Linked DNA regions of Homo sapiens: all the other regions are linked to region 6. The links are chromatin contacts, found by Hi-C or POLR2A ChIA-PET in ENCODE. All regions are on one chromosome and are shown on one strand. The core of a region is the stretch at or near the end of the contact, and the rest is flanking DNA. Distances in the headings are between cores, read along the strand shown.

The links. Hi-C counts contacts between places; a loop is a spot of excess contacts on that map. ChIA-PET counts read pairs that join two places held with the same protein, here RNA polymerase II (POLR2A). Pooled maps may share reads with other maps.
Region 1: a loop to region 6 is called in a map of psoas muscle, with 4 times the contacts of the local background. The contact joins the promoter of TUT1 here to the promoter of FTH1 in region 6. A Hi-C loop is called at or near these places in 1 of 168 maps with a recorded cell type or tissue (psoas muscle) and 6 of 50 pooled maps. POLR2A ChIA-PET finds 5 or more read pairs at or near these places in 5 of 52 experiments (BJ, CD4-positive, alpha-beta T cell, HepG2 and 2 more).
Region 2: a loop to region 6 is called in a map of gastrocnemius medialis, with 15 times the contacts of the local background. The contact joins the promoter of SLC3A2 here to the promoter of FTH1 in region 6. A Hi-C loop is called at or near these places in 2 of 168 maps with a recorded cell type or tissue (chondrocyte and gastrocnemius medialis) and 9 of 50 pooled maps. POLR2A ChIA-PET finds 5 or more read pairs at or near these places in 5 of 52 experiments (CD4-positive, alpha-beta T cell, MCF 10A, OCI-LY7 and 2 more).
Region 3: a loop to region 6 is called in a map of heart right ventricle, with 7 times the contacts of the local background. The contact joins the promoter of VPS37C here to the promoter of FTH1 in region 6. A Hi-C loop is called at or near these places in 2 of 168 maps with a recorded cell type or tissue (heart right ventricle and naive thymus-derived CD4-positive, alpha-beta T cell), 2 of 37 single-sample maps with no recorded cell type and 16 of 50 pooled maps. POLR2A ChIA-PET finds 5 or more read pairs at or near these places in 1 of 52 experiments (AG04450).
Region 4: a pooled map shows a loop between it and region 6 (30-fold over the local background). The contact joins the promoter of CPSF7 here to the promoter of FTH1 in region 6. A Hi-C loop is called at or near these places in 11 of 50 pooled maps. POLR2A ChIA-PET finds 5 or more read pairs at or near these places in 2 of 52 experiments (CD4-positive, alpha-beta T cell and naive thymus-derived CD8-positive, alpha-beta T cell).
Region 5: a map with no recorded cell type shows a loop between it and region 6 (6-fold over the local background). The contact joins the promoter of EML3 here to the promoter of FTH1 in region 6. A Hi-C loop is called at or near these places in 1 of 37 single-sample maps with no recorded cell type and 5 of 50 pooled maps. POLR2A ChIA-PET finds 5 or more read pairs at or near these places in 2 of 52 experiments (AG04450 and activated CD8-positive, alpha-beta T cell).

What each region holds. Positions count from the first base shown.
Region 1 is chr11:62,588,872-62,593,162 of GRCh38, reverse strand. It overlaps TUT1 (terminal uridylyl transferase 1, U6 snRNA-specific), which reads left to right and starts at 1,640. Exons shown (of 9, transcript NM_022830.3): 1 at 1,640-1,759; 2 at 3,942-4,132. The coding sequence starts at 1,678. RefSeq lists enhancers at 1,489-1,718, 1,135-1,830.
Region 2 is chr11:62,879,350-62,883,490 of GRCh38, reverse strand. It overlaps SLC3A2 (solute carrier family 3 member 2), which reads right to left and starts at 2,595. Exons shown (of 9, transcript NM_001013251.3): 1 at 2,044-2,595; 2 at 1,425-1,598; 3 at 492-583. The coding sequence starts at 2,467. RefSeq lists enhancers at 1,604-1,883, 1,120-2,319, 2,304-2,573, 1,963-2,854, 3,224-3,273.
Region 3 is chr11:61,159,848-61,164,180 of GRCh38, reverse strand. VPS37C (VPS37C subunit of ESCRT-I) reads left to right here and starts at 2,755. Exons shown (of 5, transcript NM_017966.5): 1 at 2,755-2,790. RefSeq lists enhancers at 2,166-2,305, 2,316-2,365, 2,106-2,698, 2,699-3,292 and a silencer at 2,356-3,115.
Region 4 is chr11:61,427,185-61,431,494 of GRCh38, reverse strand. CPSF7 (cleavage and polyadenylation specific factor 7) reads left to right here and starts at 1,520. Exons shown (of 10, transcript NM_001142565.3): 1 at 1,520-1,581; 2 at 2,205-2,313. The coding sequence starts at 2,260. SDHAF2 (succinate dehydrogenase complex assembly factor 2) reads right to left here and starts at 1,371. Exons shown (of 4, transcript NM_017841.4): 1 at 1,313-1,371. The coding sequence starts at 1,348. RefSeq lists enhancers at 1,241-1,300, 1,657-2,305 and silencers at 1,247-1,582, 1,441-1,610, 1,721-2,150.
Region 5 is chr11:62,610,443-62,614,833 of GRCh38, reverse strand. EML3 (EMAP like 3) reads left to right here and starts at 2,059. Exons shown (of 22, transcript NM_153265.3): 1 at 2,059-2,398; 2 at 3,238-3,409; 3 at 3,490-3,747; 4 at 3,842-3,955. The coding sequence starts at 2,377. It overlaps ROM1 (retinal outer segment membrane protein 1), which reads right to left and starts at 1,577. Exons shown (of 3, transcript NM_000327.4): 1 at 963-1,577; 2 at 330-576; 3 at 1-213. The coding sequence starts at 1,552. RefSeq lists enhancers at 1,583-1,642, 2,416-2,975, 2,976-3,534 and a silencer at 1,693-2,572.
Region 6 is chr11:61,966,190-61,970,270 of GRCh38, reverse strand. It overlaps FTH1 (ferritin heavy chain 1), which reads left to right and starts at 2,637. Exons shown (of 4, transcript NM_002032.3): 1 at 2,637-2,959. The coding sequence starts at 2,846. It overlaps LOC399900 (a long non-coding RNA gene), which reads right to left and starts at 2,977. Exons shown (of 1, transcript NR_187560.1): 1 at 1,392-2,977. RefSeq lists enhancers at 1,531-1,580, 1,701-1,770 and silencers at 2,291-2,640, 2,911-3,110.

The DNA.
Region 1 (4,291 bases), core at 391-2,890, 620 kb before region 6:
TGGGGGTGTCTTTGAGAGGGAAAATAAAGGACAAAGGACAACAAAGGAGGTACAGATGGTTCTTGCCCTGGGAACAGCTTTATGAGATAGGCAGCCTGGACCCAGGCGGCTTGCTCCAGCTAGGCTTCTTGTGGGACCCAAACTGCTCCCCAGCTCCCAGTGGTGCTGGAGCTCAAGAACCATCTTGGCCCAGATTCATTCAAAGGAGTTGAGATGAGCTTTCTGGATGACTGGTGGCCTCCATAGGAAAGGGGAATGGGGGTGTTTCTTCCTCTGTTTCCCACCTCTTACTCCCCTCTCCCTTTTGTTTAAGGAATTCTGGAAGTTGCTAGCAGCCAGGGTAACATGTATACCCCCTTGGGGGTGGTGGTGGGGTTATAGGAGGATCCCCTCACCTAGCTGTGTGGTGTATTTGGCAGACGAGAATTCTACCACTGAACCACCCTAGCACCTCTGGGTGTATGTGTACAGCCTGCTGCTTCAGGATCCTCAAGGCCAGTCTCGATGATATCCCGATCCACTGTAGCACTGTTTCCTGCCTTAAAGGTTTGGGACACTGAGATTAGATGCCTGAGCTGGGCCCATTAGAAGGAACACCTTAGGATAGAGAACAAGAAGTTCAGCCTGCTGTGTGCTCCTTGGGCACTTCCTTTAGAGATGGGAAACGGCCTCAACAGTTGTGACTTGTTCAAGGTCAAAGACCTTGGTGTCTGCCTTAGGTCCACTGCTCTTTGCGCCATTCAAAGCTGTGGGCTGATAACCACAGCACAAGCTGCTGAGCCCATCTGATAGTTCTCTCCACCTCGTTATGGTCCCTGTCCCTAGGGCATCCCCAGCTCCCCGTAGTCCCTCCCTGTCCTGAGCCTACACCTCGGCGGCGTTGGGATGAACTGACAATTATACCAGGAGGGGGTTGACAGCATTCGCCCCCTCCAGTGTCTAAACTCAGTTACTGGCACTCGGTTTTGTCTTGTCGCACTGCTCTGAGGTGCGCCAGTAGCTCTGGCGCCTCCGGCGTACACCACGCAGCCCACTACTGCGGAAGGAATGGGCCTGGCTCCAGGACCTCGTGGAGTCCGGAAGGTGCCCGGTGGTGGCAGAGCTCCCCAACCAGGGCTAGAAGCCGTCGCAGAACACCCGTTTTGCGGGAGGACAGGGGGCGGAGGGAGGGAGTAACAGCCCTGAAAAGGTTGGAAGTCCAGGGACAGCCCTGGGCTCCGTGGGGCAAAGAATTGGAAGCCGCCGATCCTCCGCCTTTATTCGTCGGGTAAATAAGGGTCGAGGGTACAGACGCACGGGTGTCTACTGCGGGGTGAAGGAGCTGCCGCAAGATGCCACCCGGCGCCGGCCTTTGTGGCTGCTGTCATGAATATTCACGATGCTTTGGGCCAATCAACGTCTGAACAGCTTAAAGCACACCAATCGGCTTACCGCATGCAGATAAGCATCGTAACGCGCCGCTTTTCCTGAAACGGGCGGGGACTGGACAGCGGCTAGAAACGGAACCCAGAGTCGAAGGAGCTTGGTTTCCGGAGGAGTGTGTCCGCGCAATTGAACGACTTTATGTCACTTCCTATCGGATCGGCGGAAGTTGCTTCCGAGCGCGTTGAGCTTTGGCGAAGTGGGTTCCGGTGGTGGCAGAGGTGCTTGTGTTTTTGTCGGTACAGGAGAGTCGCTATGGCGGCGGTGGATTCGGATGTCGAATCGCTGCCGCGTGGGGGGTTCCGCTGCTGCCTCTGCCACGTTACTACAGCCAACCGTAAGCGGTGGCTAGTGAGGGACCCGGGGGTGGTTGCGGGCTTTCGTCTTTTGATCCTGGCGAAAGTTAGGGTTATAGGTAGTCAGTCGTTCTTGTCAAGTTGATTGGTAGGGTCTCTCACCTCCGTTTTTCTCTGCAAGTCCGAGGGGATTTGGAGAGTCGGGAAAGTTCCACCACATTACACTCCTCAGTATATGAAATCTCCACAACGCAAGTTTAATTGTTTTATTACTTCTTTAACCATCATCTATTGGACATATGCTCTGTGCCTGGTATTCTGCTGATCTTTAGGGTGGGGGAGGGGGGTTCAGAGATGAAGGAGCTCACCGTCTAGAGAATGAGAAAGTTTCAATGCTTTATAGATATGTTCGGAGAACTGTGGGACCACAGAGAATTAGTAACTAAATCAGAGAAGCCCTACAGAGGACCTACTCAAAGGAGGGGATGGATGAAATAGGTGTGGCATGAATGACTAGACCATAAGGTACCAGTGAGGAAGAGACAGAAGATGGGTTTGGAAAAATAGACAAGGTTCTTGTATGACACACAAGGGGTTCACTGTAACTTCAAATTCCACTTTTTTTTTTTTTTTGAGACAAGGTCTTGCTCTGTCACCCAGGCTGCAGTGCGGTGGTGTGATCTTGGCTCACTGCAGCCTCAACCTCCCGGGCTCAAACCATACCCCTGGCTAGCCTCCCAAGTAGTTGAGTCTACAGGTGTGCACCACCATACTTGGCTAATTTCTTTTTTCTTTTTTTTTTTTTTTTGAGACAGAGTCTCACTCTGTCACCCAGGCTGGAGTGCAGTGGCACGATCTTGGCTCACTGCAAGCTCCACCTCCTGGGTTCACCCCATTCTCCTGCCTCAGCCTCCCGTGTAGCCGGGACTACAGGCACCCGCCACCACGCCCGGCTAATTTTTTGTATTTTTTAGTAGAGACGAGGTTTCACCATGTTAGTCAGGATGGTCTCGATCTCCTGACCTCGTGACCCGCCCGCCTCGGCCTCCCAAAGTGCCGGGATTACAGGCCTGAGCCACCGCGCCCGGCCTACTTGGCAAATTTTTTAGTTTTTTGTAGAGATGGGTTTTCACCATGTTGCCTAGGCTGGTCTCCAATTCCTGGCCTCAAGCGATCTTCCCATCTTGGCCTCCCAAAGTGCTGGGATTACAGGCGTGAGCCAATGTGCCCAGCCCTACTTTTGAAGTCTGGAATCACAGTGTTCCCTAAACAGGGTTTACTTCCATTCTTCCTTTTCACTGTGAATGGCACTATCACTGTTCATCCAGTAAGCCAAGCCAGAAACCTAGGAGTCTTCTTTGGCCCCACATTTACTTTGGTGACATCAAGCAGCTAACTCAATAAAATAATAGCAACGGTTAGTTTTTCAACATTTACCGTGTACCAGACTCTCTCTGCCAAGTGATATATCTGAATAATACCTGTGTGTGAGGTGCTAGATACTGATATTTCCATTTTATATCTGAGGAAGTTGATGCACAGTGAGGCTTCATAACTTGACCAAGGTCTCACACAGGTTGACAGAGCTGGGATTTGAACTTGGGCAATGTAATTTCAGATCCTGCCTTTGACATCACTATATTATACCATGTCCAAAGATGATCCACAAAGTATTCCATGATCCAAATTTTTTTAGTTCTTGTGTAGATGACCTGGATAAGTTACCTGTTAATTTGTTTCCAACTCTACCTAGCACAAATAGGTGGTTTAAGAAATACTTTACTATCACACTGTTCTTTAAGTAAAAATAAACAAAATACTTGTAGTGTAGCCAGTTCTCCTGGGAACCCTCGTCTCTACTAAAAATACAAAAATTAGCCGGGTGTGGTGACACACGCCTGTAGTCCCACCTACTCACGAGGCTGAGGCAGGAGAATTTCTTGAACCTGGGAGGCAGACGTTGCAGTGAGTGGAGACTGCGCCACTGAACTCCAGCGGGGGCGACAGTGAGACTCTGTTTAAAAAAAATAAATTAAAAAAAAAAGAATGTACTATTTAGACAAATGTATAAGAGAGGAAGGTGAAAGGAGCCAGGACTTTGTTTATTCAAAGGTCACAGTTTCTGTGGCTTGGAAGGATCAGTAAGATTTAGGTATGCAGAGAGCAAAGGCAGACACGTCGAAGAGTGCTTTGCATGTTTTTGTCTCACACTTGTCTTTGCAGGACCCAGCCTTGATGCCCACTTGGGAGGCAGAAAGCACCGGCACCTGGTAGAACTACGAGCTGCGAGAAAGGCCCAGGGACTTCGAAGTGTGTTTGTCAGTGGCTTTCCCAGGGATGTGGATTCTGCTCAGCTCTCTGAGTACTTCCTAGCATTTGGACCTGTGGCCAGTGTTGTCATGGACAAGGACAAGGTAAAGTGAATGGCTCTCGGGTTAAAGAATGAATCAGTGCTGGGCGCGATGGCTCACGCCTGTAATCCCATCACTTTGGGAGGCTGAGGCAGGCGGATTACCTGAGGTTAGGAGTTTGAGACCAGCCTGGCCAACATGGTGAAACCCCATCTCTACTAA
Region 2 (4,141 bases), core at 1,346-3,845, 910 kb before region 6:
TTGAACCTATGGCAAATTATATACCTTGTATGGTTATACAGAGAATTAGAAAACATCTATAAAATACTTGGCATAGAGTCCCAGACACATAGGAGTACCCCAGTGCTTATAATTTCAGACTGGGCTCTATTCCAAACACATCAAACAAGAACTGGGAAACCAGTCAGGACAGGATTCTCACAGAGAAAGGGCTTCCTCTCCCAAAAGAAAGAAAAATCAAACTTCCAGACTGACTTCTGAGAAGGTCCCTTCCTGGCACTGTCTCATCCTCAGAGTCAAGGAAATAAGAAAAATAAGAGGTCAGAAAAGGAACAAGAAAAACAGGTGTGCTATTGGCCTATCCTTTGGCTATAGGAGGAGGCATTCCTCCTTGGTCCTAAGGAGCAAAGGGACCCTCAGCTGGAGTCAGGCTGGGTCTACAGGGCTTGCTGTGAAAGGACTGTCCCAGCCCCAGCATCTGACTTCCACCAGCCATCAGCTCCAACACTCACCTTCACCTTGGTGGCCACAGTGTCAACCTGAGTGGAGAACCACGAGTTCTCACCCCGGTAGTTGGGAGTAAGGTCCAGAATGACACGGATGCCTAAAACAACGGAGGAAGACGCAATCATGAGACAGTCTATGAGTTAAGGGAAAATAAGGAAATCACAAATGCAAGTCACTGAGTGTTTCCTATGTATTACTTGGTACAAAAGCTTGAATTTGAACCCGGGCAAAATTCATTCCATTGAAACAGATGTGAGCAAGGAAGGGCCTTAAGATATGGGAAGGCAGGCCAGGCGAGTTCAAAACCAGACCGGTCAACATGTTGAAAATTGTCTCTACTAAAAATAAAAAAATTATCTGGGTGTGGTGGCACACGGCTGTAGTACCAGCTACTCAGGAGGCTGAGGCACGAGAATCGCTTGAACCCTGGGGGAGGAGGCTGCAGTAAGCTGAGATCGTTCCACTGCACTGCAGCCTGGGTGACAAGAGTGAGACTCCATCTCAAAAAAAAAAAAAGATATTGGAAGGCAGAAAGTTTATAGTGCAGAGAAGTGGCCCCTGTGTTCCCCACTCCCAAAGTGAACCTTTTTAAACATGTGTCTATATCGAGTCGTAAAACAATATTTGGGATTCCCCCCCCCCAAAAAAACCTACTGTTTTACAAGTTTAAAACCACTGGTTTAGTAAATATCTATATTTTGCAAATAAGGGCACTGAAGCCCAGAAGTTAAATGACCTGCTCAAGATTCCACAGCCAAGTAGAAAGCCCCCAGACGACTGGACAAATCCATTTTAGGCTGAAGACTAACAAATCTCCCCTCTACCTGCCCTAGGAAAACTCAGAGCCAGTTAGCAGGAAACCAGACAAAAGTTCTAGCCTACTTTTCCTCTGGCCAAGTCCTTTCTAGCTGTTTCCTTGGGAACCCCAGGATACCCACTCTTTTTTTTAGCCGATTGCAAGAGACTGTCAAAATCTTCCTTGGAGCCAAAATTGGGGTCGATCTGCAGCAAGTCAGTCTGAGCGACATCATCCTTCTGGTTCTTGTGAATTGGACCCAGCACAAGGCCCTTCACCTTCAGAGAGCTCAGGTAATCGAGACGCCCCTTCAGACCTGAAATGGGGGCTGGGTTAACAAGTGAGGCCCCTCTGAGAGGCCCCTGACCTCCCCACCCTCCCTTCTCCCAGCGCCTAAGGGTGGGACGGGGAGGGGGCAAAGGGGGAGAGAGGGAGGCAAGGCTGAATCACGAGACTCAGAGGAGCTGATGTAAGGAGTCCTGCACATTACTTCAGAAACCGGTTGCAACTGGCTTCTGGCGCCGCGGGGAAGGAGGACGCTGAGTCACCCACCCTCGTGACGGAGTGAGGGGCGGGTCGGCTTTCTTCAAAGAAAGGAGGGAAGGACAATGTGCCGGGGAGGGGGTGGGGGAAGGGGGAACAGTCGTCGGTACGGGATGGAGGGAAGAACCATCTAGATCCGTCTGGGGACAGGGGAGGGGGTCGGTGCAAGCCACCAGATTCAACCGGAGGTACCCGGGACGGGGGCGCGCTGCACTCACCCGCCAGGTTGCCCGCGCCGTGGCCCTGGAAGGCCTGAAGGTCGCCGATGCGGTAGAGGGCGCCCGTGTGCCACCACTTCTGCGCCGGTAGCTCGCGACAACGCGGCGCTCGCACGATTATGACCACGGCACCAGCAAGCATGCCGAGCCAGCCGAGCCAGAAGAGCAGCAGCAGTGCCCAGCGGGTGCGTACCCAGCCGGGGCTGCCTGCCACCTTCAGCAGCTCCTCCTTGGACAGGCCCGTGAACTTAGCCGCGGCTGCCGCCTCCGCCTCGTCTTCCGCCACCTTGATCTTCACCAGACCATTCTTCTCGGCTCCCGCCAGGGACATGGCCGCCCCAGACGCCGCGTTCATCGGCTGCTTCTCGGGCTCTAACTCATTCAGCTCCACCTCCTTCATATCCACCTCGGTGTCCTGGCTCATGGTGCCTGCAGAACCGGCGACACGACGCAGCTTGCGGTCAGATGGTGGCTCAACCCCTACCTGGACCCTCGGACCCAGAACGCTCTCCCCGGCCTCTGTGCCTCCGCGCAGTTTCGGCTACTGCATCTGCTCAGCAGCAGGCGCGGCCTCTGGGAAGGGGCAGCGGAGCCCCGCCCCGGCCCGCCCCTTAAGGTGGAACCTCGGGGACTGCCCCAGCCGTGGGCGGCTCAGGGTAGTAAAGTCAGGAACACGCCTCCGACAGTACTTCCTGCATGGTCCAATTTCTCATCTCCAACCTGTCTAACCCTAAAGTTCTTTTCAACCTGATTCTGGGAAGGCCTGGCACGGAGCCACCTTTAAGTGGACTAGGCCTGTGATCCTGCCCCAAATCCCGAGGCCCCTCCAGTGTCCTTTAGGCCTTACCGCCCCCAAACGCCCCTCTTCTTCCATTCCGGCAGGCTAGTGACTACCCCAACACCATCCTCCATTTGCCCCTGGTTCACGGCTCCGGCCGCCGTCTGGTTTTCCCAACTTTGCATGGCTACTTGCACTCTCAGAGGCAGCCAGTCACAACTTCTGCCTTTTCCCCCACCAAGGCTTGCCCTCTCAGGCCTCTGGGACTTGGCGCTAGACCTCTGCTAGACCTCTGCTTCCGTGCACGGCTTACTCCCACTCGTTTTTCAAGACTCATCTTGAATTCATTTCAAGAAATTCCTCATGCAGCAACTATTTATTGTGTACTCACTACAATACTTTGCTTTGTTAACTTTATTGAATTTAACACTAATCCAGCCTTCTTCACAGTACTTTAAAATGAATGGTTTGGGCAGGAAGGTTGAGGTAGACACCCCCCTTCTTATCCTACCCCACCCCCAGCTGCTAGCACCTGGATGTTTGGCAGCTAGGAATCAGACATCCAGAAGAGACTGATAGGGCTGTAATGAACATAACAGAGCTAGGTCTCAGAGGCATCCACCTTTTTTGTGGAATAGACCAGAAGATGCCATGGCCAGACTCTTACCCACCTTGCAGGAACTCCCACAGTTATCCCCAAACTCCCCCAAGGTCCTGTCTCCCTATCACTTCACTATGTTAGGCCTTGGAGGCAGCTGGTACTGCAGAGGCTTTGAAGAAGCCTAGAATTCCCTCCACAGGGTCCTTGGATTGAAGTGGGGCAGAGACAGGGTTCACAGCAGGGAACTACCGGACATCAACACCGTGGGGTGCCAACACTCTCAGGAACTCCTTGTTCCTAAACAGTGCCAGTTGGGCTACTTTCAGAGAGGAGCTGGAGGAAATCGGTTCTTTCTCCCTTTCCCACCTAGGCTGGAAGCCAAGATTGCTGTGTATTTGGAAGAAAGCAAAAGCCAAGATCTGAAGTAATAGCATAGAGAAAAGGGTCACCCTCTGCTAGTCCCCTCTGCAACCCCAGGCATCCAACCCCATCCCCACCCTAGGAACAAGGGGTGCACGGGGCAGCCCCTGGGAGAAGGCAAGCAAGTGGGTTCAGACCAGTGCTCAAAGATAATAAGAGATCCAAGGTGCCCTGCATGTGCCAGATAAGAAGTGCCAACCAGAGGTTCTGAATGGACTATATCTCGAGCACAAAAGCTCAAGGCTGGGCGCAGTGTGACTCATGCCTGTCACCTAGCCCTTTAGGAGGCCAAGGAGGGA
Region 3 (4,333 bases), core at 1,506-4,005, 810 kb after region 6:
GAAGTTACCCAGTCTTAGGATATAGGGGCTTTCCAGAAGTAGAGTCTAAGACTTAAAGGGCACAAGTGACAGAAAATCCAAAACAACAGTGACACGAGGTGGTTTATTTCCCTCTCACACAGAGCCCAGAGGCAGCCGTCCAGTGGTGTCATGGTCCTTTACGGAATCAGGGCTCAGGTTCCTTCTATTTTGTTGTGCCACTAGTGTGGCCTCTATTCCTATGGTCGCCTCATGGTTCAAGATGACTACACTTGCTCCAGCCATCATGTCCATGTCCCACCTTCCAACATGGTACTAATCAGTGAAGAGATTGCTGGATATAAACTCAAGCTAATCCATCAATAGTGTTTCCTAATTATTTTCCTTCAGAAATGAAACACATGCAGAGTTAAAAATCACATAGCAGCTGGGCGTGGTGGCTCACGCCTGTAATCTCAGCACTTTGGGAGGCCGAGGTGGGTGGATCACCTGAGGTCAGGAGTTCGAGATCAGCCTGGCAACATGGTGAAACCCTGTCTCTACTAAAAATACAAAGACTAGCCGGGTGTGGTGGTAGGCGCCTGTAATCCCAGCTACTTGGGACGCTCAGGCAGGACAATCACCTGAACCCAGGAGGCGGAGGTTGCAGTGAGCAGAGATCACACCATTGCACTCCAGCCTGGGCAACAAGAGAGAAACTCCGTCTCAAAAAAAAAAAAAAATCACATAGCACAAAAAGGCTTATGACAAAAAATTAAGGTCATCTGCCCTGGCCCTCCCTAACCCTCAGAAACAATTTCAACCTAGCTTTCAAACAGGTGCTGTCAATGGGAGTCACTCTGACATTCTGTACCAAGTGAAATGTTTGCAAAACCAACATGCCCCCGCTCAAAGGAGTCACCAGTGTCTCAGAAGGGTCAGCAGCTGACCTTCTTCATGGACCCCTTCTGTTATAAGAAGGAGTTTTGACAAATTCAGTTTGACAGAGTTTAATTGAGCAAATAATGATTTGTGAATCAGTCAGCCCCCAGAACCAGAATAGGTTCAGAGTGACTCTGAGGCTGCCAGGTGGTTGGATAACATTTAGGGATAGAAAACGGAAAGCAGGTTGGGCGTGGTGGCTCATGCCTGTAATTCCAACACTTTGGGAAGCCGAGGCTGGAGGATTGCTTGAGTCCAGGAGTTCCAGACCAGCCTGGGCAACATAGCGAATCTCCATTTCTATTAAAAAATAATCATTAAAATTTAAAAATAAGAAAAGAAAAAGGAAATAGATGTCCAGAAAACAGAAGCGAGGTACAGAAACAGTTGGACCAGTTATGTAAGCGCAGAACCAGCCCCATCTGGTTCAACTTTGTGTAATAAAGTGGTGAGTTGTTTTTTCAGTTGCCATGATCCCAGGTTGCAAGTTATGTAACCTGAGCGTGCCCAGAAGAACCAAGCATGCAACCACAGGCGCAACCTAAATGCTCAGACCAAAGAACCGGAACAGAATTAAGAAGTAGATACATGGTATAAGCCATGATCTAATCAGATTGAGCCATGGCATCATCCCATGGCAAGATCCAGTCAGATCATTGCTTATTGCAAGATTCAATCAGATCACTGCTCATTACCCTCTGCCTATAACACCTGTCACAGCCCCTGGCTTGGGGAGACAGATTTGAGCATGTCTCCTTCCCAGTTGACTTGCAACAAATCTTTCCCTCTACAAAAACCTGATACTTCGGTGTTTGGCTTTCTGAGGGCAAAGGGATCCAGTTTGGTTCCCTACCAATGACAGATTGACATTTGCCTTATTGGAACAAGGTTTGAACAGGTGGCTGCCTGTGATTGGCTGAAACTCTGTGATTGGTATGAGTAGGATCCAGTTCACTATGTACGGAGAAACCTTTAGGACAAACTTAAGATACGCCAGGAGACAACTTTAGGCTAAACTGGACACTTCTCCCCTTTTGGTCAACCTCTTGATTTTGAGAGGTTGGAAACTTTAGACATTGACATCAGTTACCATTGTAAATAGACTTATTTGGTCTCAAATTCCCCTGGGAAATAGCAGAGCAGTGGGTTTCATAGGTGGGAAAGGGAACAGAATAGAAAAAAAAAAAAAAACACCTGATTAGTTAACATCAGGTCACTTCAGATTCCTTTTTTTAAGGGTTAGAGCAGAGGGGGCTTCCTTATTATGCTGGACTCTCCTGTTTCCAGGGGGGAAGGGAGGAGATGGGGAATACTGGTAATTCTGTAGAATGAATGGGTGGGGGAAAGAGATTAACTAGTAAATGGAAATGAGTGTGTGGTGGCCTTGGGGCTCCTCAGTCTGAGCTCAGCCCATCTGGGGCTCCTCCTAGGTTCTGGGCTTCCATCTGCTTCCCCCTCCTTTTGGGTCCCTCTGAGAAGCCTCCCAAGATCGAGCTGTGTACAGAGCGAGTCCTCGCTGGCCACTCGGAAGGCGGCGGACGTCCGCGCCGGCGCACTAGCCCAGAGCGGCCTGGTCTCCGCCCAGTGGGCGGGGCCTCTTACCGGGGGCGGGGCCGAGGCGTGCGGCGAGCGCTGGAGGGGTCTCGTGGGCGCTCCCGTGGTTGTGGCCCGGGCGGCCGCGAGCGTGTGTGTGTGGCACGATGTCGTGGTAACTCAGAGGCGCGCGAGGCGGGGCGGCCAACGGGGTCGCGGGGCGAGCACGCGCGCCACTGGGGCGCCGGACGTTGCAAGGGGGTCACATCCGGTAGGGGGCGGGCCTGGCGGACCCCGGAAGTGTGGGCGCGGCTGCGGTTTAACCCGCGGTGGCGGCGGCGACGGCGGCCCTGGCAGGTGAGCGGAGACTGGGGAGGGTCCCGGCTCTGCCGCAGGCGGGCGGGGCAGAGGACGACGGTGGGGGCGGCGCCGGCCGTGGCTCCCGGAGCGCCCCCGCCTGCCCGCCTCATCCTGGCAGAGGCCGGTGATTGGGCACGAGGGGCGCGTGACTCTCGCCGGGGGCCGGCGCCCCTGCCCCTCGCGGTGGGAGGGAGGGAGGGAGAGCGCGAGGCGCCGCCCCGGCTCCCCGGCGGGTCGCACCTCCAGTTCCGCCCCACCACTCACCGCCACCCTCCTTTCTGCGTCTCTGCAGGCCCTCGTCCCATATGTGAGCATCTTGCGGTCACAATTCTGATGACATTAGAGCCAATTAGCCCATTGTATAGATGGGGAAGCTGAGGCCTAAGAGTAGGGTCCGACTTGCCAGAGGGCACGCGGGAGACGAGTGGCAGAGGGGAGGTTGGAGGGACTTTGCTCTGTGACTTACTGGCTTGTGCCCTTTCTCCAGGGCATTGAGAGATGGGAGTTTCAGCTTTGGCTTTGTTCAGGACTCAGACTTGGACCTCCCAGCATCACTGAACATTTCTTACCCCGGGACCCTCTGGGCGCAAAGGGCACTGATGTATACATACCCATTATATGCCTGGTTCCTCTTCATTTCCTCCTCAGCCGATGAGGCGATTTCCCACTTTACGGATGGGAGAAGGAGTTAACTGGAGGTGTTTTGTGAGTTACTGGCAGAGTGGACTCTACAACCTGGGGTTTTAGTCGCTGAGCTGAGGCAGTGCTTTCCCAGCTACACCTTGTCTGGGCTCACTTACCCTGGGAATGTCAGTCTTCAGCTCCAGAAACTTCCCACTCATTTCCCTTCGCTCCAGCGGTACCTCAGTTCTCTTGCTGCCTAAGGCCTTTTCCACCCTCTTTATTGGCTCCAGGAGTCCCATTTCCTACTAATGCACCAAGATGCTGCCACCAGACTCTCAGTTCTGTGACTTTTGGCCTTAGAGCTGGAGGTGGTGGTGACCGAGGAACTGGGGAAAGAAAGACTCTTACTTTGTTGTCCAAAGCTGCAACCCTGCAGACACCTGAACTCTGTAGTTCCGGGTGGGATCGGGGACTGTTGCAATGAAAATACTGGACGCTAAACTGAGTCTTTGTTCTTTGCGGTCATAGTGCCCAGAAAAGCCTTTTACCTAGATTATCTTGGAAATGTGGTTCCGTGCCTTTGTAATTTCCATTAAGTAGAACATTTTCATTGTAGACTTTCTGAGCAGTTTCTGGCCGCTGTTTTGCAGGTAGCAATAGCTGTGATTTGTTGCTTGGCTTCATATGCTGGGCACTGTTCTAGGGCTTTCTGAACATACCGAATTTTGCGAACATGTCCAAATAGGTGATGATCCCGTTTTACAGATGAAGTGAGTTGCGGAGATGTTAGATAACCTGGCTAGTGTCACACAGCCAGTAAGTGGCCAAGTTTGGATTTTTTTTTTTTTTTTTTTTTTTTTTTGAGACGGAGTCTTGATCTGTCGCCCAGGCTGGAGTGAAGTGGTGTGATCTCAGC
Region 4 (4,310 bases), core at 271-2,770, 540 kb after region 6:
AATTAGAAAATATCTTGAGACACGCCGGGAATGGTGGATCACACCAGTAATCCCAGCACTTTTTGGAAAGCTGAGGCAGGAGGATCACTTGAGGCCAGGAGTTTGAGACCAGCCTGGGCAACATAGTGAGAACCTGTCTCTACGAAAAAAAGAAAAAAGAAGGGAAACAACAGGCCGGGCGCGGTGGCTCACGCCTGTAATCTCAGCACTTTGGGAGGCCGAGAAGGACGGATCACCTTAAGTCTGGAGTTCGAGACCTGCCTGGCCAACAAGGTGAAACCCCATCTCTACAAAAATACAAAAATTAGCCAGGCATGATGGCGATGCCTGTAATCCCAGCTACCTGGGAGGCTGAGGCGGAAGAATCGCTTGAACCCGGTAGGTGGAGGTTGCAGTGAGCCAAGTTCGTGCCATTGCACTCCAGCCTGGGCGACAAGAGCAAAACTCCGTCTCAAAAAAAAAAAAGGAAAACAACAAAAAACAAACAAAAAGGAAATATCCTGAGACAAACTAAAACCCAACATATACAAAATTATGAGATGCGACAAAAGCTGTACTAAGAAGGAAGTTTATAGTGTAAACGCCTACATCAAAAAAGAATAAAGATCGAGTCCCTGGGTCTGCAGGAAAAAAAAAAAAGAATAAAGATAGGGATGGGGGTAGGAGGGGAAGATAGAGGCAAAGTTAGTTACTTTATAACAGCAGGCTAGGAAAAAAGAATAATAAGTTCCAGTGTTCTATTACATATTAGAGTGACTACAGCTAATAACACTGTACTGTATATGTCAAGATGCTAGAAAAAGATCTTGAAAAGTTATTACCGTAAATAAATGATAAAGATTTGAGGTGATGGACATGCTAACTACGCTGATTTGATTATTCGATGTACACATGTATTAAAACATTATACTGTACCCCCATAAACACGTACAATTATATGTCAATTATAAACAAACAAAAAGCTGAAGATACTATGTGAAACCACGAAAAGCATTAAAGACTAAAGAACGGGGAGAAGGGGAGCCCAGGGAAGTTGGGCTAATCCCGCCTGGGACGTAGGTGAGAGGCGAATTGGGTCTTGGACGATGACTGATCGTTTAAGCAGATATTTCCAGACCGGCACACAGTAGGCTCACCAAAGAATGGAAGCGACCTTTATTTCCTGAGTTGCAGGATCGGCCTCTCCCTGGGCCTGCCCTTGCCCTGCGCTATCGGGCAGACGAACTCTCCCCAAGATAGAGACCACAGAGGAAGACAAAGGGTAATCCCCGCTGCCGCCCGCCCCGGACGCTAGAACGTTCTCTCTCCTCACCAGCGACGAAGTCGAGAACACTGTAGACACCGCCATTTTCCCCACCTGCACCGGAAACCGGCTGCGCGGGCACTTCCGGGAACTCCTAGCCGCCCGGCCAGCCGACCACGGCAGCCACGGAGGAGCTGAGCCGGAAGGTGCGTCCCTGCGCATGCCGGAAGTGGCGGTGCGTGTGACGCCGGCGGCGGGGGGGGCGGGACCTGGGGCGGAGAGCGGTTCGCGCGCTTCGGGCCTAGTCCGGACTCGCCGCCGCCGCCGCCATATTCCCGGTAACGGGGGCGCGCGGTCGGGGGCAGGTTGGGCCGGAAGAGGGGTCCGGGCCGGCACTGAGGCGGGAAGGGGGTCGGTTGAGATGGGACGGCCGGAGTCTGCGGGCGGAGGGAGTCGCGGGCCTTTTGAGGGAGGAGGCAGAGCGCGCCGGGCCGGGTTTGTCGGGAGGGAGCGGGGCGGGCCTAGCTGGGGGCGAAGAGTAGGCCTGGGTTGGGGGCAGAGGCGGCTGGAGCTGCTTGACACCTGGGGGCTCTGGCCGGAGCCGCCTTGGGGGCTAGGCAGGTGCAGCGGATAGGGGCTGCGGGCTTCGCCGCGGTCATTCTTCGCAACGCCGTCCTAGGGCCACTAGGACCCGAGGGTGGGACTTTTCCGTCGCGCCATAGGCAGCTGCGGCGCAGACGCGGCGCTACCCGGGTCGGGCCCGAGGGTGATGGGCAGCGACCCCCGGCGGCCTGGGAGAGCGGTGGGCGGCGCGAGGCCGGGGGCGGGGCGGAGCGGGTGGGGCCGAGCTGGGGCCGCCAGGATGCTGCGTCTCTGGAGATGGGAGGTTAGCAATCATTACCCTCTTCCCAGCCCAGGACCCTCGTGCCTTCTAATTCTTGCATTTTTCCGAATCCCGCAGTGGCATCTTCCTTACTTTGTCCATCCTCCGGACTCGCGATCTTCCTTCCGGAGCCATGTCAGAAGGAGTGGACTTGATTGATATATATGCTGACGAGGAGTTCAACCAGGTGAGGTGTCATCAGGAGCTTTGGGATTTTCCTTGATCATCTGAGGAATCATTTTCAGCAAACTGGCAGTGGTTTCAAGCTGTACCAGTCCTAGGCTTGAACACGCGTCTATCCGGTCTAAAATTTTTCTCCTGCAGAAACTTTAAAGACTACACTCCATTCCTCTTTATGTTAATTTGAAGCTCCAGGCTTAATTTTAAAGGCTTTGATTTAAGAGCAAATAAAAAGCAGGTGTAATAGAATGGTGAATCAACCTGTGGAATTTACTCCCCAGGAAGCCAAAGGTGGGTGTCAGACTAACCACACTTAAAAATCAAAAGTACATTTGCTACGGTATTCATGAGGACAGTGTTGATACCGGTTCCTTTACATTCTCAACCTGCAGCTGGAGAAGTGTAGTCCCCTCCATCGTGACAGTGCAAAAGCAAAGTAGAAAAGATGACTTTAACATTTAGTTTCAACTCCATTCCAATTAAGTTTTACTTCCTTTTATAAGTAGGTTGACTCCAGTCATGAGAAGTCCACAGGCATTTTGGTATAATAAATTGTATTGGTTACCTTTAGTCTTTCTAGAGGGAATAAAAGAGTAAAGACGTTAGACAAACCAGTTAGAAAACTGATAATAGACCCATGCACATACCCTCAGTTGGATTTGTTTTTATTGTACCAGGGAACATTATACAGAAATTTATCTAGAGCTGGGCAAGGTGGCTCTTGACTGTAATCTCAGCTGCTCTGGAGCCTGAGATGGGAAGATTACTTAAGACCAGAAGTTCAATACCAGCCAGGGCAACATACCAAGACCCAGTCTACAAAAATGTAAAAAAAAACAACAACGAGATATGGTGGCTTGTGCCTGTAGTCCCATCTACTCTGGAGAGTGAGGCAAGAGGTACTCCCTGAGCCCAGGAATTCAAGGCTGCAGTGAGCCATGATTGGGCCGCTGCACTCTATCCTGGGCAACAGAACAAGACCCTGACTCTTAAAAACACAAGAAAAATTCTCTCAAAGAAATAATCTTCCATGCAGTTAAGTTTTTCAGTCTTGAGGTCAATTCTCAAGAATGTTCCAAAATTTCTATTGAAAACGTACTAATATCTTGCCTGGGTTATTTTCAGCACCATTCTATGTAAGTAAGCTGGCTCTTCCCATTTGCATCTTCCAGTGGGTACACATAAGGACCTGGTAAGAGCATGTATTGAATGGGTTAGAAAGGGAAAGTTCCCTGGTTTGACCCTGACTTTGATATGAGGCAACAGAAGAGGCGGATACATGCCATTTATTTTTCACTTGGCATAAGTTTACATGAAAATCTATTTTTTGATGTATTATGGTTTTATAACATGGAAATTATAAACCATACACAAAAGCAGAATAATGTAATGACCTTGTACCCATTATACAGCTTCACCAATTATACTTTTTAATGGCAGGTTTCTTGTCTCTGTTGTGGTTAACTGTGGTCCTTTAAATATAGCTGCTGATTATCTTAAATAGATGAATTTTCCTTTTTTTTTTTTTTTTTTCTTGAGACAGAGTCTCTCTCTGTCACCCAGGCTGGAGTGCAGTGGCGCGATCTCGGCTCACTGCAACCTCTGCCTCCCAGGTTAAAGTGATTCTCCTGCCTCAGCCTCCTGAGTAGCTGGGACTACAGGCGTGGGTCACCTCACCTGGCTAATTTTTGTAATTTTAGTAGAGACGGGGTTTCACCATGTTGGCCAGGTTGGTCTCGAATGCCTGACCTTGTGATCCGCCCGCCTTAGCCTCCCAAAGTTGGGATTACAGGCGTGAGCCACCGTGCATGGCGAAAAAATTTTTTAGTTTTAAATAAGTCCAATAATTATGGATAAAAGAGAAAAGTTCTAGATGTTAATTTAGTTACAAAATCATTGTTTTCCTGAGTTTTCCATATTCATTTGAATCAGACTTTTAATACCTTAAAAAAAAAAACACACAGTCTTGCTGTGTTGCCTAGGCTGGTCTCTCAACTCCTGAGC
Region 5 (4,391 bases), core at 810-3,309, 650 kb before region 6:
CTCAGATAGATCCTCCTTGGGAGGTGCTTCTCCTGGTGGGGCCTCCTCAGGTGCTGGCCTGCAGGCAACCCCTCCCTGTAGCCATGCTGTTTTCAGCATATCTTTCAGCCCACTGGGAAAGAGATAGCCCTGGGTCTCTCCTCCCGCATCAATGACCCCTCCAAGCCCCTCCAGTGCTGTTTGCAGGTACCGCAGGCCAAGGAGCACCAGAGCCTGTGGGGGAAGCAAGGGGAAAGAGTCAGGGAGAGTCAGCGGTTCCAAGAGGCCCAGGGTTGGAGGCAGGGAGGAGTCCCGGGTGGGAGGAGGTGTCAGATGCTTTGCTGACTCACCTGCAGTAGGAAGGTGACAGCCAGCATGCTACCCAGTGTGCCTGCCAAGTCCTGCAAGTGCTCCAGCAGCACCTCATGGCACCCTTGGGCCCAGAGGTTTTGGTTGGGTTGTCGGGGATCGAACAGGGGGTGGGCGTAGGAGTCTGAAAGACGGTTTTGCAGGCAAGGCCGGGGTGAGTGGGGGTTGCAACAGGAGAAAGGGACCCCATCAGTCAGGTATAGGCCTTCTACATTGCTCTGGATCCGGCTGCAAAGGGAGGGACAGAGGGGTTAGGATGTCTGGAGATAGAGGCCTGGGGGAGGGACTGAAGGGCACAGGTGTTCAGAAGGGAAAAAGAATAGTAAAACATTTACTGACTGCTGTACTATGTGCCAGCCAAGCATAATTCACATCTTCACAACAACTCTATCAGATAAGTACTATTATTTCCATTTTACAGGTGAAGGAATGGGCCCAGGGTGGTTTGGTAACATGCCCTGGGTTTCACAGCTAATAAATGGCAGAGCTGTAACCAGTCTCTCAGCCACTATGTTCTACTTATTGCCCCTCTGAGCGAGGTGGGGATTCAAGGCAGCAGGAGGGAGCCTGTCCAGGGAGGAGGAGGAGGAGGAAGGGAGACGCAAATCACTCACTCAGCCACATCCCGGTCACCGGGATCCAGGTAACGGCTGCTGACCCACTGGACCCCAAACCAATCCTTGTACCCGTGGCGCCCGCAGCAGTGGTACCTCAGTTGCAGCTCATCCACCAGCCTTTTGGCCTGACAGTGCCCAGGCACCTCTGTGTCCTTGTAGTGAGCCAAGGCAGTCACCAGGCCCTCCTCCAGCGCCTCATCCAGACTCCCAGGCAAAGCCAGGGCTAGCCCGAGGCCGACGACCAGGAGCCCCCCCCCACCAGCCGTGCCAGCCACCAGCAGCGGGCCCAGGACCCCTCGCCAGGGAGGGTATAGAGCTGCATTCAGACTTGCCCGGCTGGCTCCTACACCCACTAGTCCTGTGCCCAGAGCCACCGCGCCCGCTGCCAGGGCAGCCTGGGGCAGGACAGGGAACTGACAGGAGGGAGCCAGGAAGGTGCCAAGGTGCCTTAGCTGGACCAGGAGGTGCCCACTACAGAGGAGGATGACGCCACCAGCCAGCGCCAGCAGCCAGGAGAGGAGCCAGAGCCCTTGTGCCAGGCGGATGCGGGGCTGCAGGGGCAGCACCAGGGGCAACACCGGCGCCATCTCCCATCTCTGCCCAAGGGAATGCAGAGGTGTCAGGGATGGAAGCTGGCTGGGGCAGGATGCTGAGTCAGCCCGGCCCGGCTTGAGCTGGGCTAATGCCACCCTGACCCCAATACCCTGAGCATCCTCCCATCCTCAGCCCTAATAACCCGCCCCCCTGTCAGCCCCAATACAAGATGCCTTGGCCTTGCCCCTTACGAGAAACTCCGCCCCTAGGCCGAGGGCCCGTTTTGTGACCCCGCCCCTGCCCCTCGCGGAAGTGGTGGGGTTGGTCCGCTCAACCCTGAGGGGTTAGGGGCTGGGGGGCGGAGATATCGGGGCGGGCGCTCCCTTCCCCGTCCCCTGGGAATCCGGGGGCGGGGATCCGGGAAGGGCCTGGAGCCGGAGGCCGGGAGTAGGCCAGGGGGTCAGCCGGCTAGCCCCGCCCCCGTACTGAGCGGCGAGGCCCGGACAGGGAGGGGTTACCAAGCGGCCCGGCCCCCCCTCGGGCCCGCCCCCCCTCCCGCGCTTCCTGGCGGCTCCGCGTCCGGCGCCTGTTTGTGCTGCGGCGCTGTGGCACCGGACGGCCCTGCCACCCCACCCCCGGGAGCCGAGAGCGGCCCCGGGAGAGTCCGAGGGCCCGGGGGGGTCTGGAGACTGCGGCCCCGGGCCCACAGCGCCCCCTCCAGGCCCCTTCCCCGCGCCCGACAGCGCCCCCTCGGGGTGGTGGTACGGCGCCCTTCGCGCGCGCCCCGGGGTGCTTCCCCTTCCCCTCTCCCCGGCCGTGGCCCCCGCGGCTTAGACGCCTCCTCCGCCGCCGCCGCTCGGAGCAACCCGGGGGCCGGATGGACGGGGCCGCGGGGCCCGGTGAGTACGGGGCGGGGCGGGCGGCGTGCCCCTTCCCGGAGCGCCCGGCTCGTCGGGTTATGCCAGAGCTGGACGGCTGTCTGGAGGCGTCCCCGCGTGCTCCTCCGCCCCAGGGGCTCCGAGCATCCTCCACAGTTCCTCCGGTCGCCCTCCCTAGTTGCTTGGGTCTTGCTGTCACTTCGGGCTTCCCCAGCGTCATTCTACGCCCCACGTAACTCCGGGCCCCTCGATGTTTCCCTGCCCCCTGCGTTACTCCGGGCCTCTTCTCGTGGTATTTCAGGTCTTTTTCCTTCTGATCCCCACTGCCCCCTGAGACCTTCACTGTGACTCTGCTCACCACTCACACTCTCTCCTGTCACTCTGGATCTCTTTTCTTGTACTCTGGGTCCTCAGTATGACTCCATTCCCGCACCCCGTTCTCTCTCCTGGTGTTCCCCCGGCTCAGTTACTCAGCTTTCGCTGGAGACCTGAGCTTGCTGGGGGCGCGTGGGGAGGGCTGCGGTCCCTGCCCTCACCAGTGCGGCGCCTCTCTCTGTGGCTCCCACGTTCCTCGGCAGTACTCCATATTTCCCCCCCGGTACTCCATGGTACTCCCAGTCTTTGCGGAGGCTGAGACGGCAGCAGGAAGGGAGCTTTGCCAGGTTTCTCGCCTGCCCTGCCAGAAGGAGGCCCTTGATCCTTTACCACCGTCTCCTCCCCTCTGGACGAGCATTCAAGCCTGGGGCTGCCTGAAAGGGGCAGTCCTACCGGACACATGTAAAGTTGTGGGGAGACAGAATCCCCTCTACGCTTTCTTCAGGTGATGGGTACATTCTGAGTACCTCTTGCCCTTTTCCCAGGTGACGGCCCTGCTCGGGAGGCCCTCCAGTCTCTGAGCCAGCGGCTTCGGGTGCAGGAGCAGGAGATGGAACTGGTAAAGGCAGCCCTGGCAGAAGCCCTTCGCCTGCTGCGGCTGCAGGTGCCCCCTTCCTCCCTGCAGGGCTCTGGCACACCAGCTCCTCCGGGGGACAGGTATGCATGTCATCACACCCCATTTTTCCTCCTCCTTGGGGCCTCTGGGGCTTCAGGTTAATTCAACATCTCTCCAGCAGTCTTGCAGCCCCCCCAGGACTGCCACCCACGTGCACCCCTTCCTTGGTGAGCCGAGGCACCCAGACGGAGACAGAGGTGGAGCTCAAGTCATCCCCTGGACCCCCTGGCCTGAGCAATGGACCCCCAGCCCCTCAGGGGGCCAGCGAAGAGCCTAGCGGGACCCAATCTGAAGGAGGGGGCAGCAGCAGCAGTGGTGCTGGCTCCCCTGGCCCCCCGGGGATCCTCAGGCCCTTGCAGCCCCCACAGCGTGCTGACACGTAGGTGTCCTGTGGCCCTGTGGCGGAAGCTGGGAGGGGTGGTAGGATTGCAGAGTACAGTTGGAGGGAATGACCTTCACTATGCCCCCACCAGGCCGCGAAGAAATTCTTCCTCCTCCTCATCCCCCTCAGAGCGGCCTCGGCAGAAGCTCTCCAGGAAGGCAATCTCCTCCGCCAACCTGTTAGTGCGGTCCGGGAGCACAGAGAGGTGGGTGAGGCTTCCCCTCAACCCACCCCGCCCCAGGCGCAGGCTCTCGACTTTCCATATCCCTCACCTCACATCCCTGGTTGGGGTGGGGGGACCTGATTGCCCAACAGGAATAAAGAAACAAACACTTCTGGGGCGCCTGCTGTGTACCGGGCACTGTGCTAAACCCTCGACCTCCTCCATCTCAGTCAGTCCCCACAACATCCTTGGGGGTTAGGTGGTCTCATGCTGCTCATTGCACAGGTGAGGAAGCAGGCTCAGAGAGGGTAAGTCATTTGCCTGGGGTCACACAGCTAGAGTCAGGATTTGAACCTAACTCTTCCTGACTCCAGTTCCCCTACCCTTTCCACTACATCACAGCACACCTTCTGCGATCCCAAGAGGCTTTTCTAGAAGCTTCCATGGCTTTCATGGACGGCTGTCCCTAGAGCTTCAG
Region 6 (4,081 bases), core at 1,388-3,887:
TTAGCATATACCAAGTTCTCATAATAGGGGGGCAGGACTATTTTGTTGCATTAATCTAGTCATCTCTTCCTGTGCCAGTACCATACTGCTTATAGCACTTTACTGTACCTTTATTATAGCACCAAATGCAAATCTATCAACACACTGACTCCTCCAAATGAACTTTAGAATCATTTTGTGAAGTTTCAAAAAAAAAAAAAATACTGTCCCAGAGACAGTAATGGCTGAGGAAAAACAAAAACAAAAAACTGCCTCTTATGGAAATTGCAGTGAATTTATGCTTATTTGGGGAAACTGACATCTTTACAGAATGAAGATTGACCGACCATTTGGGAATATGGTACCTCTTCATTTATGCTAGGCTTTTTGAATTTTTTGTCCAGCAGTAAGCATTTATAGTTTTTTCTATATATTTCTTGTTAACTTTATTCCAAGGTACTTTAAGCTTTTGTTGTCAATGTAAGTGAAAAACATTTTTTTTTCCATTCTTTTTTCCCCATATTTTCTAACTGGTGGTTACTGTTATAAAGGAAAGCTTTGGATCCTATATATGGTGACTTTGCTATACTCTTATCCTAAGAGATTCCCAGTGTAAGGTTTCTAAAAACAAAGCTAATGAGGTGTCTCTATGCTGTCTCTAGGATCAAGTTTAACCTCTTTTTATGGAACACAACCCTGCCCGATCTTGCCCCTATTCTCCACCCTAACCAGCATCCCCCAACATAAACTGTACTTTCCAGGCCAACATTCTTTCTTTCTTTCTTTTTTTTTTTTTTTTTTGAGACGGAGTTTTGTTTTGTCTTCCAGGCTGGAGTGCAAAGGCGCGATCTCGGCTCACTGCAACCTCCGCCTCCCAGGTTCAAGCGATTCTCCTGCCTCAGCCTCCAGAATAGCTAGGATTACAGGCGCATGCCACCACGCCCGGCTAATTTTTGTATTTTCAGTAGAGAAGGGTTTAGCCATGTTAGTTAGCCAGGCTGATCTCCAACTCCGACCTCAAGTGATCCGCCCGCCTCGGCCTCCCAAAATGCTGGGATTACAGGCATGAGCCACCGCGCCCAGCCCCAGGCAACATATTTTCTTAAGGCAGCTTTAACAGGCCATGCATTTCCACATTTCCACACCTTTGCATATGCTGTTCACTCTGCTCCAAATTCCCTTCCCTGTTTCTCTCCCGCACTTCACCTTCCTTTTAACTTTTTCTTCAAACTCAGCTCACGTGTCTTGCTTAGGGAGGGCTTCCCCGACCTCCTCCTATCCCAGACTGGGTAAGGTACTCCTGGTCTAGCAGCATCCTTCTGTTTACCTTATTCTTGTAGCTCTAGCACCACTAAAACGTTTTTCCTGTAAATAACATAGGTGCATTTTTAAATGAAACCGTGAACAAGAAATCACCCTAATTCCGTCGGCAATTTATTTTAGTATTTCAGTAGAGTTGCTTTTTTAAACTAAGGTTTGGAAGTCTAGCTTCCAGCTGCAGGTTTGTGAGCATCCTGAAATTCAGTTCTTCCACCGATGCGTCAAAAGACGCGACAGAACAGTGGACCTCGAAGCCAGGACCTAGGTAAGGGCAGGGCCTAGCTCTAGCTCTGCCACCCATAAATTCACATCCACCCTGTGCCTGGGACTCAGCTTAGCCACACACACCGGCCCCACCCCTCCGGGGTCTCTTTCACCTGTCACCCGCCATTAACCCCGTCAGCTTCTCTCCAATGACACCCCAGGGTTGTCCTACAGGGCCACCGAAGCCTGAAGCTCCTGTGAGTGGGGCCGATAAGAGGCCATTTTGAAAAGTCCTCAGCATGGGCTTCGCCTTTAGATCCACGTCGTTTCTCCTTTCTAACCCGAGATGTGTCCCTTGGGTGCGAAGCGACACCAGCGATTCTCTCGGAGGCCCCGGTGGCTCACCCCCACGACTCCCCGGGGAGGCGGTCCCCATCCCTAGGGAAACCCGGCCCGCCCAGCCTTTGTTGCAGAAACCGCACACGGAGCCATATTTGCTTTCAGCCAAAGGCAGACGTGGTCGGAGGAGTCGGAAGGGCAGGGGCGGACCCGAAACCCGCCGTGCGCCCCACTTCTCCATCGCGCTCCTTCCTGGACTCTGAGGAAGAGAAAATGCGCTCGACCACCTAAGGACCGCGTCTCCACCTTCCACCTTCCCAATCATCTGCAGCTTCCCAATCTGCAGCAAGGTGTCACAAGGGCTTCTCCGCAGCTATGATTTCTAACACCATGCCCCGGGCCAGGAGCCTCAGGGTGCCCGTTCGGGAAAATGGGAGCCGAATCAGGATCACCCCATGCGCCCCCGCACCCTTCCCCCGCCGGTTCCAACGCCCGGGCGCCCCTAGACCGGGGGGGGGGTTCTGAGGTGGACTTCCTGCGCCTCCTCGCAGCTTCCCTCCAACTCCACTAAACGGGCACAGAGACGCCACCGCTGTCCCAGAGGCAGTCGGCTACCGGTCCCCGCTCCCGAGCTCCGCCAGAGCGCGCGAGGGCCTCCAGCGGCCGCCCCTCCCCCACAGCAGGGGCGGGGTCCCGCGCCCACCGGAAGGAGCGGGCTCGGGGCGGGCGGCGCTGATTGGCCGGGGCGGGCCTGACGCCGACGCGGCTATAAGAGACCACAAGCGACCCGCAGGGCCAGACGTTCTTCGCCGAGAGTCGTCGGGGTTTCCTGCTTCAACAGTGCTTGGACGGAACCCGGCGCTCGTTCCCCACCCCGGCCGGCCGCCCATAGCCAGCCCTCCGTCACCTCTTCACCGCACCCTCGGACTGCCCCAAGGCCCCCGCCGCCGCTCCAGCGCCGCGCAGCCACCGCCGCCGCCGCCGCCTCTCCTTAGTCGCCGCCATGACGACCGCGTCCACCTCGCAGGTGCGCCAGAACTACCACCAGGACTCAGAGGCCGCCATCAACCGCCAGATCAACCTGGAGCTCTACGCCTCCTACGTTTACCTGTCCATGGTGAGCGCGGGCGGGCCTAAGCGGTGGCGGGGGCCGGGCGCGGTTCCCGGGGCGCGCGCTGGGGCGGGCCGGGGGTGTGGCCACCCGCGGGCTCTCCCGCCTCCCTGCGCCCTTCTGGAAAATGGAGGCTGCTCGAGGTTTCCGAGGACTTCTCTGGCGCAGAAAGTCGGGGCAGCTGGTTCTTCTCGGCTGTACCCTGAGAATGCTCCCTCCTAGGCCAGGGCCGCCTCTGCACACCCTTCTTTTTTAAGGAGACCTTGGTGTCCTGAAATCCTGGGGTTGCAAGACTGCCAGCCTGTGTGATCAATCCTGCGGTTAGGAAGGTGGAGTTTTGCTTTCCCATCTTTTCCTCTGCCTCCGGCATTTGGCCCTAAATGCCAGCGTTTTTTGCTTAGGTATCCAGCTCCCGTCCGCCTGTGTGTGGCGGAGCTGCTGGGTAACGGTGTCGAATAGCAAACCTTGGGGGCTGGCGGGAGGTGGCTTATCTTGTGGGTAGATCCCTCTCGAGCAGCCGTATCCACCTCTCGGCTCTGCTTATCTCTAAGTCCCACTTGCTTTGAAGCATATCTCTAGGAATCGCCCCTTCTGCAGTCACCGAAGTGTCACCTGACCTTGCGCCTAGGGGACCTAATTTATCTTTTATGTATCTTACTGTAAGAGGTGTGGAGTTTGGCCTACTAATTGAACCCCCAGTTCTTGGATAAAGTCCACCGACAGTTACTGGGCAAGAAATTTTTCAGTGATCAGTGGAATCAGTTTTCCCAAATCTTGGTCTTAGGCAGTGTCGTGGGAGTCTTCCTTAGAATTGCCTTGTGATTGTCCAAACTATCCCAAGAATAAATGTGTTCCAAATGGATTTGAAAACAGGCCTGTATTTCTGTGACTGTCACTGCCTTTCACAAACACTTGACTACATCAAATGTCTAAAACTGAAAATCAAATTTTTGTGATATAACTATTATAAAAGTATGTTTACATCAACATACTGTCCACATTTGCCACCTTGCATGGGGGTTTTTAATTTGTGTGTGTGTGTGAGAGACAGAGTCTCGCTCTGTCGCCCAGGCTGGAGTGCAGTGGCGCGATCTCGGCTCACTGCAGCCTCCGCCTCCTGGGTTCAAG